Regions from separate parts of the Homo sapiens genome. Here region 2 is linked to region 1. Evidence: chromatin contacts called from ENCODE Hi-C or POLR2A ChIA-PET data. All regions are on one chromosome and are shown on one strand. The core of a region is the stretch at or near the end of the contact, and the rest is flanking DNA. Distances in the headings are between cores, read along the strand shown. Region 1 holds the start of SOBP (sine oculis binding protein homolog). Region 2 holds the start of ARMC2-AS1 (ARMC2 antisense RNA 1).

Evidence for each region. Hi-C counts contacts between places; a loop is a spot of excess contacts on that map. ChIA-PET counts read pairs that join two places held with the same protein, here RNA polymerase II (POLR2A). Pooled maps may share reads with other maps.
Region 2: a map of gastrocnemius medialis shows a loop between it and region 1 (9-fold over the local background). The contact joins the promoter of ARMC2-AS1 here to the promoter of SOBP in region 1. A Hi-C loop is called at or near these places in 1 of 168 maps with a recorded cell type or tissue (gastrocnemius medialis) and 1 of 50 pooled maps. POLR2A ChIA-PET finds 5 or more read pairs at or near these places in 2 of 52 experiments (MCF 10A and activated CD4-positive, alpha-beta T cell).

The regions. Positions count from the first base shown.
Region 1 is chr6:107,487,912-107,491,434 of GRCh38, forward strand. It overlaps SOBP (sine oculis binding protein homolog), which reads left to right and starts at 2,206. Exons shown (of 7, transcript NM_018013.4): 1 at 2,206-2,801. The coding sequence starts at 2,706. RefSeq lists silencers at 2,436-2,485, 2,526-2,585.
Region 2 is chr6:108,921,885-108,925,404 of GRCh38, forward strand. It overlaps ARMC2-AS1 (ARMC2 antisense RNA 1), which reads right to left and starts at 2,219. Exons shown (of 3, transcript NR_104137.1): 1 at 2,177-2,219; 2 at 1,091-1,160. The region is part of intron 10 of ARMC2 (armadillo repeat containing 2); the gene reads left to right.

The sequences.
Region 1 (3,523 bases), core at 956-3,455:
ATTTATCAGATGTTTTGGATGAAATTCAATTTAAAAAACCAAAAGTCTCTCTCTTCCTCTCCCTCTCCCAGCAACAGCATTAGGGAGATACTCCCCACCGCAAAATACACCCACTCACCCACTGGCGAATGTTGCACTATCATTCCAGGAGTGGGGGGAGGTTGCTGCGACAGCTTTAGGCTCCTCTCCGCGTTATTGGGTCGTCGTAGGTGCGCTGTGGGCTGCTGCGGGCTCTGAGACCCGGCCACAGGACTCGCGGCTCACGACCTGAGTGTACCTAGATAGGTTCTCAGAGGCTACTGGGAAAATCGCAAATACAGGACGCCTGTACTGCAAAGCTCCCCTAAAACCTCATCAGTCTTCCTCTCTTGACTCTTGGGCGTCCCAGGAATTTTAACTTTTCCTCGGCGTAAGTGTTTCTCGCGCGGACCCCTTGCAGGCGCAAAGCCTGGCTCGCTCTGGCCTCCTGGCTTGCCCAGGATCTAGGCAGCCACGGGGAGCAGGGTGCAGCTTCCCCTCGCCTCCCCGGGACGGGGAAGAGAAGAAATCAGGAGGGAGGAGGTACTCAGCCCTCCTGGGTGCACTCCCAGATGTTTTTAAGTTGGCGTTTATTAAAAACAAAATGATGCTAAAATGCAAAATAGGCAACGTGGAGGTACTCAGCTCTCCTGCGTACACGCCCATGTATCTCTAATGTGACATTTAAGAAACAAAACAATGCTAAAATGCAAATTAGGCGATGTAATACCCAGAATGAGCCTCGTTTGACAGGCCAAACTGAGATTTAATGGAAAGCTTACTCATATCCCCACACGGAATTCATTCTTTTAGGAACTTAAAAAAATTGTGTAATTTTAAGTTCCACCACTGTCATAACGAACACTCCACAGTAACATGCAGTGGAACAATGGACACCCCCATATCGCATTGTGTCAGGTAATTATGAAGTGTCGAGGCGCGGGAAGGAGAAGCCGGGAACGTCAATGTGTCCTCTGCAACGTGTGGGAGCGCTCAGAGCCGCGCGTATCACAGAAACATCATCCAGTCGTCACCCCCAATGCCTCAACCCAGGGACAGGGACAGACTCAATCAGACCTCGGCCCCAGGCGTGGCAGGAGAGGGCCAAAGAGGGGACTTGTGAGCGCAGAGGGAGCGAGCACCGCTCCATGGAGGGCAGGCGCTAGCTGGGAAGTCGGGAGGAGAAAGTGCAACCAGGCGGGGAGGGGAGGATCCCACCGGGGCGTGGCGAGGGCGTTCGGGGTCCGGGTGAGCGGGACCCTACGCGGGACCGTGCGCTCCCAGAAGCTCCCACTCAGCCCAACCTTTTGGGCGAAACCCAGGACACCCAGATAAGGGTGCAGGCGGGGTCACGCGTAAAGCTGTTACTTTGAAGCAGGGCATAAGTGAGAGAGAGATAAAGAGAGAAGGAACAAGGGGAAAAAGAAATGAAGGGGCTGAAGGCCGAGATGTCCTACTTCTAAGTAGTTCTTTGAGAGGCAAAAGCTTCATTGCCATTGCAGTCCGAGGCAGCGCCGCGTGGAGGACCGGCCGGGCGGGGCGCGGGGACCTCTCCAAGGGGTCTCCAGCCTCCGCGCACTCTGCGGTGGCCCCCGGAGGGGGAAACTATTCTGGCAGCTCAGTGGGGGGAAGCTCGTCCGGGCTGTGGTTTCCTTTCCCCGAGACCCCAGCGTTGCACCCCCGAGGCGGCAGGCTCAGTCAACCCTCCCCGGGGGACGGCGGCCCTCTAGCCAGGCGACCTCAGGTCTCGCGACCTCCCGCCGCCCAACCTTCTCCTTTCACCCCCATTCATTTTTCCTCAGCGGCTCCTAGGACGGGCTCAAAAACCAACTCCACACGCAACCCAGCCCACCTCGCGGAGCTGAGAAGCAGGGCTGGGTTCCGAGCGGGCGCCGGCGCCCCTGGCGTGTGGCGGGGAGGTGGCGGCCGCGGGGGGCGCCGCGAGCCGCCCGTGCCCGCCGCGGATGAACAGGCGGCTGCGAGCAGCCCCCGGAGCCGCGCAGCATCCGCGTATCCAGTGACGGTGGAAGCCACGCCCGCTCGAGAGCCGGGGGGCTGTCCTCGCCCCCCCCACCTTTCCCCTCCCTCCGACCCCCTCCCGGCCGCGCTCCCTCCCCTCCTCCCGCGCCGGCCCCCGGCCCGCCCCCGGCTCGGCTCGCGGGAGGCGCTGGGCGCCGGGGCTGGCGCGCTCTCCCGGGCTCACACACAGCCGCGCACGCACGCCCGGGGCCGCTCTCCGCGCCGGCCCTTGCTCCCCGCGCCCATGCGGACGGACCGAGCGACGGAAGATGGCTGACGACTCCACGGGGCCCCGAGGATGCGGCCCGGCGGCGGCGGCGGCGGGAGCGGCAGCGGCAGCGAGGGCGGCAGGGGCAGCGGCAGCAGCGGCGGCGTTGGCTGCGGCGGCGGCGGCGGCGGCAGCAGGAGCCGGAGCGACGGCGGCGGCATCCCCGAGACTCTCCGCACTATCCTTACCCGTGACAGCCACTGACGTCCTCCGCCGCTAGAAGAGACCCCGCTTCTCGGCGCCTGCCCTCCCCCTCGCGGCTCGGTCCGGCCCCGCCAGCACCGCTACCTCCGCCAGCCTCGCCACCATCAGCACCACCTCCACCGCCGCCGCCGCCGCCACCACCACCGCCGGCGGCGGCAGCAGCCATTTCATCTCCACAGAAACCAGACACAAAAACATGGCAGAAATGGAGAAAGAAGGGAGACCTCCCGAAAATAAACGGAGCAGGAAGCCGGCTCACCCAGTGAAAAGGGAGATCAATGAGGAGATGAAGGTATTTTTTGATCTCGGGGGCCAGGGAGACTGAGCTCTTTCTTGCGCCCGCTCCCCGTGGGCCGTGGTATGGATCTGGGGGGTACCGGGGCGCGCTTGTCAGTTTCTGTAGGATGCCCAGAACGGCTCCGCTCCTCCTCCAGGTGTAAAGCAGAGGCCAACTCGAGGGCTGCATCCCCGAAATTGTTGCCAACCTCAGATTTGATGAGGGGGGACCACATACTATTTAACCTTACGAATCCCAGGTTGGCACGGACGCGTTTCAGGGCGAGGGCACCGGGGACTCGAGCGGCGTTGGGCAGGGGAAGAGGCTTTCCCAGTGGACGGTGCAGTTTCTCCCCCCTTTTTGAGAATCATCCTCAGGGTCCCTCCAAAGTTAGGAGCCTCCTGGCCGGGGCACCCCGGAGAGAGCTCTATTCCACCCCTCTCCCCCAGCTCACCCTCCTGCTCCTCAATCCCGCTTCCCCCCAACCAACCAGCTGCGACGGCGTGAAGAGCCCGTCAGTGCCCGGCGAGCTGCGGCCCGAGAGGCGCGGGTCTGGGCACGGTCCTGACCGCTCTCCTCGCCCGCCCCCGCCCGCACCTCACCACTGGCAGCCTCCGCCTCCCGCTCGCCTCTGCCTGCCTCACTTCCCAGCCAAGCAGACCCCGGCCAGCCCCGCTGGAGGACAGCTGTCTGAGGGGCGGCCTTTGCAGGGCGCCTGTCCATTGTTCGCTAAGGCC
Region 2 (3,520 bases), core at 969-3,468, 1.4 Mb after region 1:
TTGCAAAATGCTTTTAGAGACCAGTGCCAAATAGAGTAGGGAGGCAATAGACCAAGAAACTGAGGCCAGGGCACTAGCCTACCTGGGAGCTGATAGACTTCTGAGCTTCAATGAGTCACAAGCTCCTCTGATCTGGGGCAGCTCTGATGGCAGGTTGCCTTCTAGAGCAGAATCTGGTGAGTTCCTTGAGGACAGAGTACTCTGATGGAGGAAGGGCACAGAGGGAAAAGAGAGGGCCGTCCACTCTGGACATGATCAGTGTGTGTGGAGGTTGCCCCACCTCGCACCCACCCACTGCAGTAGAGAACGCAGGAATGAGACCACAGCTGCTGGGCCTGTGTTGTGTCCTCAAGTCCAGTGATCCAAGTCCGGAGGGCCCCCCCACCCTTTTTTTTTTCTTGAGACAGAGTCTCACTGTGTCACTCAGGTTGGAGTGCGGTGGTGCGATCAAAGGCATGGCTCACTGCAGCCTCAGCCTCTGGGGTTCAGGCGATTCTCCTGCCTCAGCCATGAGAGTCGCTGGGATTACAGACCTGAGCCACTGGGCCCAGCCCCATATTTTAAGACAAATATTTCCTGTGTTTGCTAAGGTTTCTCAATTAATTAATAGTTGAAAACACAATTTGAAATTGATAATTAAGTACCTATAGTCAACTTGAAAAAAACAGAAGCTAAAGCTTTTGAGTTCTCATTTTACTGTATTAAAATGTAGTTGTGCATTTATAAATGATCTAATTTCTTCTTAGTACATTTTTTCCCTTTAAAATGGGTCTCCCAATACTGACTACACAATGAAAACTTTGAGGCTTACATAATTCAATGTGAGCTGGGTAGCTTTGCCAAGTCTCCAGGTGTTTTCCCTGACTGAGGGTGGTACCTGTTATGATCAAATAATTTGGGGAACATGGAAAGAAGCTTTCTCAGAAAAGTGAGCACCAGAAAGTTGTCAAGTGTAGCTCAGTCATTTTTCAGTAGTAGATTGGTAACCAGAAGCAAAATGGAATGTTTCTTCCTGGGTATTTACCAAAACCTTAGGTCCCCTTTTGTCCTAAACATCACCTAACAATTGCTAATAAGCAAGGAAACTTACATTTGTATTAGTCCTCTTTGTGGATTATCAGTGTCATTTTCTTCTCTTTTTTCTTCTTCCTATGGGCTGCCTTCAGGATTGCAAGTCCCACAGGATTGCAAGTTAAGAGATGGGGGAAAAGATAGGAATTAAAACTTGTGTTTTTCAGTGTGCTATTTCTTGGTGAAATGCTACTTAAGAGGTTGAGAATTTCTCTACTAAGTCCTTTAGAGACTAAACAAGACTTTTTTTAAGTAAGGGATTTGAGGTGGTTTGAAAGATTATATACAATAAAAAAGAAAAATGTGTGTTTAAGTTTGTGCATTTATAGATAATATAAATTAGAATAGAAAGTTAAGAAAGAAATGGATGCACACCTCCAAGCATGAAGCTTGGGCTTTGGTTAACTCCTGCTTTGGGGGAGGGCCCAGTGGGTGGGCTTTTCTTGAGGGTGGGAAATAAAGACCCTGCTGTAGAGCACAGAACTCATTGATAATTTTCACAGATTTATCTCTGTTCAACTGAGAGTTCTTGTTTTCTTTTTTTTAATTTTCACTTGTATATAATGAATTCAAAAGTAGGAGCAAAATTCAGTTAAATGGGTTGACTTGGAACTTGCCTTTACTGTGACCACATGATTTAGCTAGACTCTCCTCCCCACACCCTTTTTTTTTTTTTTTTCCTGCATTTTTTCCAGAAAAGGCCACTGGTCTGAGCATTCAGGGCCCCACCATCATCCCACAGTGAGATTGGTGGCTCTCAGAGGTTGGTGACAAGTCTCTCAAGATACAGGGCCTTCAGAGCTGCATCTGCGTGGTGGCCTTTTCCTGATCCTTCTCCCTCAGGGTTTTAGGCCCTGGTTCACCCAGGCCTCTGCTAAGCTCCCGCACTTTCTTGCCAGAGGTGTCTTAAAGGGAAAAACCTCTCTTTTGTCGCTCCTGTCCCTTCTTTCTTTCTTCCCCCTCCTCATTCCCCTCCTCCTTCCCCTTCTCATTCACTCTTCCAGCCCTCCAGTAGCTGAACATTTAAGAGCTTTTTATGAGCACATTTGTTGTCCTCTGAATAGAAAGAGGAATAAGAAGTGGTTTGTACCCTAGAGGAGCTCACCATGGGAGAGAAGATGCCTGAAGACAAGTGACAATGCTTCTGTGATGGGGGTTGTAGAGGCAGGAACAGGATGCTTTGGTAACACGGAAGAGGAAGGAGAGGAAGTGACTGATCAGCCTCGGAAAGGACTTCACAGAGAAGTTATCTTGAGCTGGGTTTTGAAAAATGAGCAGGAGGCCGGGCGCGGTGGATCATGTCTGTGATCCCAGCACTTTGGGAGGCCGAGGCGGGCGGATCACTTGAGGTCAGGAGTTCAAGACCAGCCTGGCCAACATGGCAAAACCCTGTCTCTACTAAAAATACAAAAATTAGCAGGGTGTGGTGGTGCTTGCCTGTAATCCCAGCTACTCGGGAGGCTGAGGCAGGAGAATCGCTTGAACCCAGGAGGCGGAGGTTGCAGTGAGCCGAGATCGAGACTCTGTCTCGAAAAAGAAAAAAGAAAAAAATGAGCAGGAGATGGCCCGGGGGAGAAGGGGTGGCAAAGTGTAATCGAGGGCACTCTGGGCGGAGGAAGCCGCCTATTCAAAGGCATGGCGTCATGAAGGGTTGAGGACCTCATGTGGTGCAGAGTCTGAAAGATGGCCAGGGTGGTGCCGAGGCAAAGGAGATGAGTTTGGAGGGATAAACCACACTTCAGAGACTGAGGAACCTTTAGGCTATGGGTGCTACTGGCTGGGCCGGAAGTCGCAGGAGGCCTTTGAGCAGGGAAGGCGGAGCTTTGAGATGCCCCCTCTGGCAGCAGTGAGCAGCTATGGGGGCAAACTGTGGAAGGAGCCCATCCAGGGGGCTGTAGAGTTTGGGTAAGAGATGAAGTGAGCTTAAACTGAACCAGTGACGCTGGTGATGGAGAGAAGGGGTGAACGTGTGACCAGTCAGGTGGGGAAAGGGGTGGGGCCCGGGAGTTTAGGAGCTTGGGAAGGAGCTGCTGTCAGAAATGAGATAGGCTAGAGAACAAATACACAGAGGCTGGTCCCCTTCCAGAGAGTTCATTTTTCTTTCATCCGTTATTTTTTATTCTGTGATGGATGGGGGTTATAGAGGCAGGAACAGGATGCTTTGTTAACACGGAAGAGGAAGCGACTGATCGGCCTCTGAAAGGTCTTAAACATAGACAAGTTAGCCTGAGCTGGGTAACTACAGAGTCCATTTTTCTTTCATCCATTATTTTTTACTCCTCTGCTTTCAAAAAAAATCTTAAAATCTGTCTACCTCAGAGATATTGTCTGCTTAGCCCATGGTGTTCTGATATCCCAGTCTTTCCTTTGTAGATGTCCACCCCTTCATTCATTCCATTAATAAATGCCTATTGAGCGCCCACCATGTACCAGGCACTGGACTTGGAGC